Linked DNA regions of Mus musculus: region 2 is linked to region 1. Evidence: chromatin contacts called from ENCODE Hi-C or POLR2A ChIA-PET data. All regions are on one chromosome and are shown on one strand. The core of a region is the stretch at or near the end of the contact, and the rest is flanking DNA. Distances in the headings are between cores, read along the strand shown. Region 1 holds the start of Zc2hc1a (zinc finger, C2HC-type containing 1A). Region 2 holds the start of Mrps28 (mitochondrial ribosomal protein S28).

Region 1 (3,815 bases), core at 777-3,276:
ACAAATGGTATCCTTAAGACTCAAAGTTTTGAACTCTGAAAAATGTGACATTGTATGAACTCACTTTTTGAAAGAATGATGGAAGTGGAGTGGGGCTGAAGCCAGGACAAAACCACAAGAGAGCGAGCACTGCTCTTCCACTCAACAGAACACTTTGAGCTCTAACTATGCTGGATCACTTTTAGTTGCCAATATTTACCTGTTCTGCCAGACAGAAACAATGATTTCCTTATATTTCAACCTAATTTATTATAATTGAATGCATGAAATGATGGCATCTTAGTTTGTTCAGGAAAAGAAAAATCAAAGAGTTTAAGGGCCAGTACTGCTTAACATAAACCTGACTCATGAATCATGCTCATTGCATACTACATGAGGATCCTTATGTTCTACACACATACATACATACATACATACATACACACACACACAGAGTGTATATTATACTAGTATTCGATTATTTCTCCTAAATTTCTGATTTAGATAGCAAGAACTTTGACAATTTTTTATTCTTTGCATGCATAGATAAATAAGTGAAACATTGGATGAATATTTCTTTCACTGTAAATATTGATCAGTAAAAATCTGGGAAGTATTCTTAAACACTCTTCATGCAGTATGATAGCGTTGTAAAGTCTTCACACCTATGTTTCAACTCTATTCTCTATACAGTCCCTATACTAGTATAGTTGTAAATCACTAAAATGAGTTGCCTGTAGGGGTATCCAAAAATAGGAGATTTTTGAAAGGTATGCTGTCATTACAATTTCTCATTTCATGTTAATTTGAGTGGTACACCAAGCAAGACCTTCACAGCTAATCTGCAGCATAAATGATCTATTAGAATTCTTTATCACCTTCAAGATGTTTGGAGAAAGCTTAACTGCAAAATATCATTGTGAAATAAAATTCATAATCATATTATTATATTTTCTTTCTGGTACACTTAAATCACTGGGGAAGAGTTATCAGTTACCACTGTTAACTTCGTAACATGTCCTGAAATATTTGACTATCTATAATACAAGAAAATGAAGGGATCAAGTCCCCTATTCATTCCAAGTACAGTAAGTGGTGAAACAATTTTAAGAGAGAAAAAAAAACTATTTTAAGGCAGCAGGATCCAAATTTTCTGAAAGCTTGTATATCAGAAAGATCCCTAGTCTTTTTAAATCCTGAAACTGTTGTCACCACTGTTAAGATTTTTTTTTTCTTCCTTCCTTTGTTTTTTAAGTGAAATGTTGTCCTAGCGCGGGATTAAAATGGATGAAGAAAGGGAAAGAACTGGGAACAAAACAAAATCTGAAGCCATGGCTAAGGCACCAGGATAAAGTGAAGATAAGGAAGCAAAGCTGGCTTTTCCCTAGACCGTCCTCGTGAATAAACCATTAATGTTGAAGCTATTGTCCCTGCTGTAGAGCTCGCCAGGGACACTTCCTTGGGAGATGCTCCGGCATCTCTCCGAGCAAGGTGCGGTAGAAATGGAAGGAATGGACCTACGACTGTCCAAGGTGTGTGTCCAGAGCTCGCTGGAGGCAGGGCAGGTCCTGAGGGGTCAGCAAGAGCTGGCGACCCGGGCGTCGCGAACCTTAACCAAGAATACACTTTGCAAAGATAAGACTCGACCAGAGACACCTAGTGCCCACAGGAAACTCAGGGGTCCAGAAAGGACCCGACATGGTAGTTAGGCCTTGCAGAAGTGAGGACGCGGGGGCTCCAACCCCGCGGTGAAGTCGAGCACCGTGCCCGGCGGGCAGCCCGCGGCCACCGCTCCCGTAAGGGGCCGCCAGCTCCGCCCCGGGTGTCGGCGAGCGCGGGGACCTCGCTGCAGAGCCGGCCGGCCGGCCGCACTTGCCCCCAGACTCCAGGCCCCGGTCGCTCGGGCCCGCTGGAGCCCCGCGGTCGCATCCCCCTCGCGTCTCACCTTCCAGTCCGTCCATGACGCGCCGCCTCAGGCTCCGCAGGCAGCACCCGCCGCCGCCCAGTTCCTGCTGTAGCAACACGGCCGCACCTCCCACACTCTAACATCCCGGCCTCCTATTGGTCCGCGCGGGTGGGGGCGGGGTGACAGGGGCGGAGCTACTAAGGGCGGGGCTGCGCCTTCTGCCACCTCCCGAGGGACTCTCCTTCCACCAAGGTTTTTCCAACCACCCTCCCTGGAAACCGCAGCTACTTTTGTTGGCAATCCGAGATCCTTACACGCCTTTGTTCCACTTCAGCCACATTTAGGCTCACACCTTGTTTTCCAGCTTAGAATGCCTCCGCATCTCGGAGCTCCTCATCTCCAGTCAGTAAGAGAATGTCTTTTTAACAGGTCCCTCTGAGCTCTTGTAACAAGATAAGGGGGCCTTGGTCCAGCACCATCCCGTGTTCACTGCCCTTTTAAATCAAGCAACATCCTCTAGCCTTGTTCTTCAGACACAGCTCTATGGGCTAAGACATTGTTTCCTAGGTAAGTCATATTTTCTGTATGGGACTGTGGAACTGAGATTGCGCCAAACTTCTGAAACAGTTTTCTAACTATAAAAAGTTAGGCCCGAAATTAGAAATGAAACTTCCCCGTTGCACAATCTTTCCCTGGCCAGCACTATGCTTGCCCTCAACTGCAGTTCTGCATCTCATCAAGGCTGTACTGTACTGAGCGCTTTAAACTGGGAAGCTAACCTATCAAGGCACAAAGGTGTCTTTCTGTCAGAGTCAAAATGGAATCCAACCACTCAAACGGTTTTGCTTCACAGTCTAACACATTTTACCCTTACTAAAACTCTTCGAAAATTTTACTTAGCAAGAATAAACCAATCATATTGTTTACTGATTCTGGGGTGTCCATTACTAAGTTATCAATATATTTTGTTCGTAACAAGTCTTACACTGTTTTCTTGTTGAGCAGTTTAATTCAAAAGTTGTCTTAATTCTGTATACACTTAAATATGTCAGTAACTCTCTGATTTTGTTTAAACAAGCAAACGCCAAGAGGTCTTATCTGTGAGAAGACGCTCACAGTGGGTGTGAAGACCGTAGAGTCCGAGTCTGGTACAGAATAGTATAAGAAACTTCCATTCTGCAATTATCTCATGAGTCCTTTCCTTGTTCTGCTCTGGGCTTCCCTGACTTCTGAGTTTCTGGGACCTCCATGCAGGCAACCAACCTAGTTACCCTATATTGGTGTAGAGAGCCCCGCCACCACCAGTCCCCTGGCCATGCTTCTAAGACAAAATCAGATGAGGTTGAGGACAGCTTTCATAAGAATGCCCAAAAAAATAAAAAGAACACAAAAAGAATTATCAAAATAAAGAAGACATTTACTTTGCATATTGCAAGTTTAGACAAATATTAGGATGATGGACACAAGCCTTATTAGCCATAAAATCTACAGTAACATCAATAACAATAATAAAAATAGCAACAATAACAAAAGTACCTTAAGAGGCCCTGCCATCTAGAAGCCTTACAGGTGTGGCTGCTATATCACATGTCTGCCAGTAGATGGCAGAGAGGAGAGAAGCTATGTCTAGTTCAGTGTTCTGACCCATGAATAATTTACCTCACATTTCTGGAAAAAGGCCTGTCAGAAAAGCTACCAGTCTGGCATGAGGGGCCTGTCGGGGGCAGGGGTGGGGGGATGGGGAAGCATACAGTGTCCAGGGCTGAGATGACCATCAGAATGGTGCCATGGGGTCTGGGCAGAGAGGTATCCTGAGATGATTGCCAGTGGAGGGCTATGCAGGCCTAAGGGGATAGGCCATGCCTGACAGGACCCCTGACTAGCACCATAACGCATGAACAGGGCATTGTACTCCTGAGACAACCCCAGA
Region 2 (3,815 bases), core at 613-3,112, 1.4 Mb before region 1:
CTGACCATCAGCTTGAGGGGAGGTGTCCCAAACCTGGTGTTAGGCTTTTTATTGACAACCTATGGCTTCTCAGATGAGCACAATCCACTGTATAAAGAAATTCCAATTAAAATGGTTTGCTATGAATCTCCACTCTCTCCTTCCTCCCTCCTCCTTCCTCTCTCCTCTTCTTCTCTTAAGTAATTTTGAGACAGGATTTTGCTGTATAGCCCTGGCTGGCCTTGAAGATGCTCTGTAGACCAGGCTGGCTTCAAACTCCGAGACATTCCTCTGCCTCTTCCTCTTGAGGGATAGAATTCAAGTTGTATATCACCACTGCCCTGTGAATCCTCACTTTTCTAATTTCATTTGATACTTCTTAAGTTGGGAGCTTCAAGACGAGTCCACTGAGCGTACATATATCACTAGGAAGACTAAGAGCCCCTCCCCATGGCGCTGCCTGGCTTTCAGGGTTATTCACTAGCTTAGGCAACACGAATATAACATGTCTGTTGGATTTAAAGATGGGACTTCATTTGTTCTGTTCATCCAGATGGAGGGTTTATCCTGAAGATTGAACCTAGGGCCTTGCCATGCCAGACAAGCACTGGAAGTGATACAGTTTAAGTTTGCAAAGCAGTTCTTTAAACTTGGCACTGCTGAGCAGCTTGCTTTCCCAAGCAGAAAAACCAAATCTGCACGGGGATACTGGATTGCCCAGGATGAAAGTTCCTTACTTGAGACTGCTGAGGGCTCTTAAAGGGAGCTCTACAATTTGCTACACTGTTTCCGAAAGGAACTGAAAGTGGTAGTAGCCATAGAGATTGACATTTTCGACAAGAATCCACTTAAGTGTCAGCAGAAATGAGCGTATGCAGAATGAGATCTCACTTGAAGCGGAATCTACTTTTCAGGCTCCTACTGAATTTGTGAGATACTCCCTACAGTGACTAGTAATGCGGAGTGGTAAGTTATCCACAAAACTATGCATCATTCTAAGGTCAAAATAGACCTGCAGCATTGAGGAAGACTTACACTAAGAGTCAAAGACATAAAAGAGGTTCTGTCCTGGCCCTGGTAGTGACAGTACTTGTAAAGTCCCATCATTCAGGGAGAAGCAGGAGGGTCAGATGATGAGGGTCACCCTCAACTACGCAGTGAGCTCAAGGCCAGTATGGGTTACATGAGACCTCGATAAGGGGAAAAAAGATATTTATGTACAAATGACATAGAAAACTGACACCCGCCCTTGGATTTAGTAATCTGTAGGTTAACATTACATTGATTAGACTAGTGGTCCACTTAAAAGGCAAACACTTTTGCAACTAGGTTCGATTCTTAAGTGGATGGACAAATTCTGGGGATTTACACTGGGGAGAAACAAACAATATCAAGTGTTTGGGTATGGGAGCGTGGAAGTGCTACGCCTGAGCATATTTCTGAAGCTTAATTCACAGGAAATGATGGTAGCTAGCTAGGATAAAACTTCTGTTGGGTTTTGTAATGCATGTGACTGGCAACAGAAGTGGCCAAGGACAGACCTACCATCAGTTTTAGGAACAACTTTGTGCCCATTTGCAAAGGCAATCTCTCCTTCCTTCCTGGAGTTTACAAAACTGGAGGGTGAACACTAAGAATTATTTCAAATCTAAAGCATGACGCATTCGAAAGTGCTGAGTAACGAAGGCACAGGAGGTGCTGGTGAGCATAGGGCTTCCAACTCTAACAGGATAACGAAGGAGACCTCTGAAGACCGTGTAGTACAGCAGCTGTAGCGTCACCCCGTCCCTCAGGAGGCATGCGCTCTCTGGCGTCCGCGGGAGGCAAGCTTTAAACTACCGGACTAGTAGGCTCGCCTGGGATTAAGGCGGTAGGCGGGGCTCTCCTCGGCCCGCCCCCTGACCTGCAAGCGTGCAGAAGAGGTCAGAGGTCGCGCAGGCGTCATGGCGGCGCTGTGTAGGTCCCACGCCGGGACTGCTGGGAGCCGTTTCTTGAGAGCGCTTGTCTTCTCCAAGCCTTTGCGAAATGCAAGCACGGAGAGTGGTTCCGAGAGCGCAACCCACGACTCCTCCGCTCCTCGGGCGCGTTCAGGCGGCTTCGCGAGCGCTCTGGAGCGACACTCGGACTTGCAGCGGAAGGCGGAGCTCCGACTGGTAAGCAGGCCTCGCGGCGCCACGTCCGCACGCCGGGCCGAGCGTGGGGAGGGGCTAAGCCCGGGACGCTGGGAGGAGCCGGCGTGGTGGGGCGGGAGCCCGTCGGTGTTGGGGTGGGGCTCAGGCGGCGACTCCAGGGAGGGGCCAGCGTGGGTTGGGGGTGAATTCTGTCCTTCTTGTCATGGGCTATGCCGGTGACTTAGGGATGAGGAGAGGAGCGACTGGAGCGGCGGGGGTAGCTTTCTACCCTTGACCTGCAGCAGAGCGTGTGATTAATATTTTCTTCCTTTTCCATGGCTTTTACGCTCCTGTGGGTTCTCTCTGCATACCTTTGTGACACATTCTGGGCCAGGTATCCATCGGGTTTGTGGGGCGACCCGTCAGACTTGGAGGAAAACGACTCCAGGTCTTAGCCTTGCCACAAGGCGGCTCGAGGCCTGTCACAAGCATCTTAATTGAATTGACACTTAAAGCTATTGTGAACTGGGCGTATGATTTAAACTGTCAGTGTTTCACTTTCCTTTATTGCAAGTGACCTTTTATTTTAAAAATATAGTTTTTTCCCCCTTTGTGTAAAACATTGTAAAATAATTTAGATACATGAAGTAGTGCAAATACAAAAGGCTGGGATTTTTAAAAATTCTGAGACTCGGGTATACATGAGGTTGGGTTATATAAGAAAAATCTGAATTTCCAGTTTTTGTTCTCTAGTGGGTATTGCTGAACAGTACACATGTAGCTATTTCTCAGGATTGTAGGGTCATCTTAGTTTTGAGTGCCAAAACTTTTCTTTGATCTAGTGATGGGAAGGACCCCAGGACATAGTTTTGAGATTTTTGCCACATGTAGTGGCTTAAAACACAAATTTTTACTTATAGGGCACTAGGAGTTCTTTTAAAATAAGAAAATGAAAATATAAAAAGATAACAAAAACTTAACATATTAGAATTGGACAAAACAAATAGAATTTAAAGAGCTCAAGAGAGGTGGAGGAAATACAGGCACTTGTGCACACACTCAGGAGTCCCATAGAAGCTGGAAGCCGCGACACACTTTAGAGGACCTGGGGTAGGCCTGGTGCAAGCCCTGTGAGTGCTTTCCAGTCTCTGCCAGCTTTGTTCATGTTGATTTAGAGAGCCTTGTTCTCTTGGTGTCTTCCACAACCTTTTGGCTCTTATACCATTCCCATCTCCTCTTCTTTAGGGCTCACACTGAGTGGAGGGATATGATGGAGACATCCCTGTTAGGACAGGATGTTCCACCTCTGAATACTGTCTGGCTGAGGGCGTCTGTATGAGTTCCCAACTGCTGCAGGAGGAAGCTTCTCTGATGATGACTGAGCAAGACACTGATCTATGAGCATACAGAATCGTATTAAGAATAATTTTATTGGTACATTGTTTTTCTTTTTTAAGAACAGTAGTATTTGGATTTACCCGAGGTCCCTCAAGCAGTGTTCGGAATGGGTTTCATAAGTCAAACCAGATATTGGTTGGTTACTCCACAAGCTTTGTAATACCAGCATATCTTGCAGACAGGACACCATTTTAGATCAAAGGGTTTGTGGCTGGGTTGGTGTTTATATTTCTCTTTTAGAAGCCTGTAGACTAACTTTAAAACATAAGGGTGAAGACTTTATTTAGGCACCGGCCACGTTCAGTGTTCTCCATGTTCAATAAGTAG

What was found. Hi-C counts contacts between places; a loop is a spot of excess contacts on that map. ChIA-PET counts read pairs that join two places held with the same protein, here RNA polymerase II (POLR2A).
Region 2: a map of Patski shows a loop between it and region 1 (2.9-fold over the local background). The contact joins the promoter of Mrps28 here to the promoter of Zc2hc1a in region 1. A Hi-C loop is called at or near these places in 1 of 37 maps with a recorded cell type or tissue (Patski). POLR2A ChIA-PET finds 5 or more read pairs at or near these places in 1 of 5 experiments (Patski).

Annotation. Positions count from the first base shown.
Region 1 is chr3:7,501,637-7,505,451 of GRCm38, reverse strand. Zc2hc1a (zinc finger, C2HC-type containing 1A) reads right to left here and starts at 2,026. Exons shown (of 9, transcript NM_173181.3): 1 at 1,925-2,026. The coding sequence starts at 1,940. It also overlaps the pseudogene Gm23592.
Region 2 is chr3:8,921,904-8,925,718 of GRCm38, reverse strand. Mrps28 (mitochondrial ribosomal protein S28) reads left to right here and starts at 1,862. Exons shown (of 3, transcript NM_025434.3): 1 at 1,862-2,132. The coding sequence starts at 1,923. Gm52601 (a long non-coding RNA gene) reads left to right here and starts at 2,147. Exons shown (of 2, transcript XR_003954436.1): 1 at 2,147-2,245; 2 at 3,336-3,815.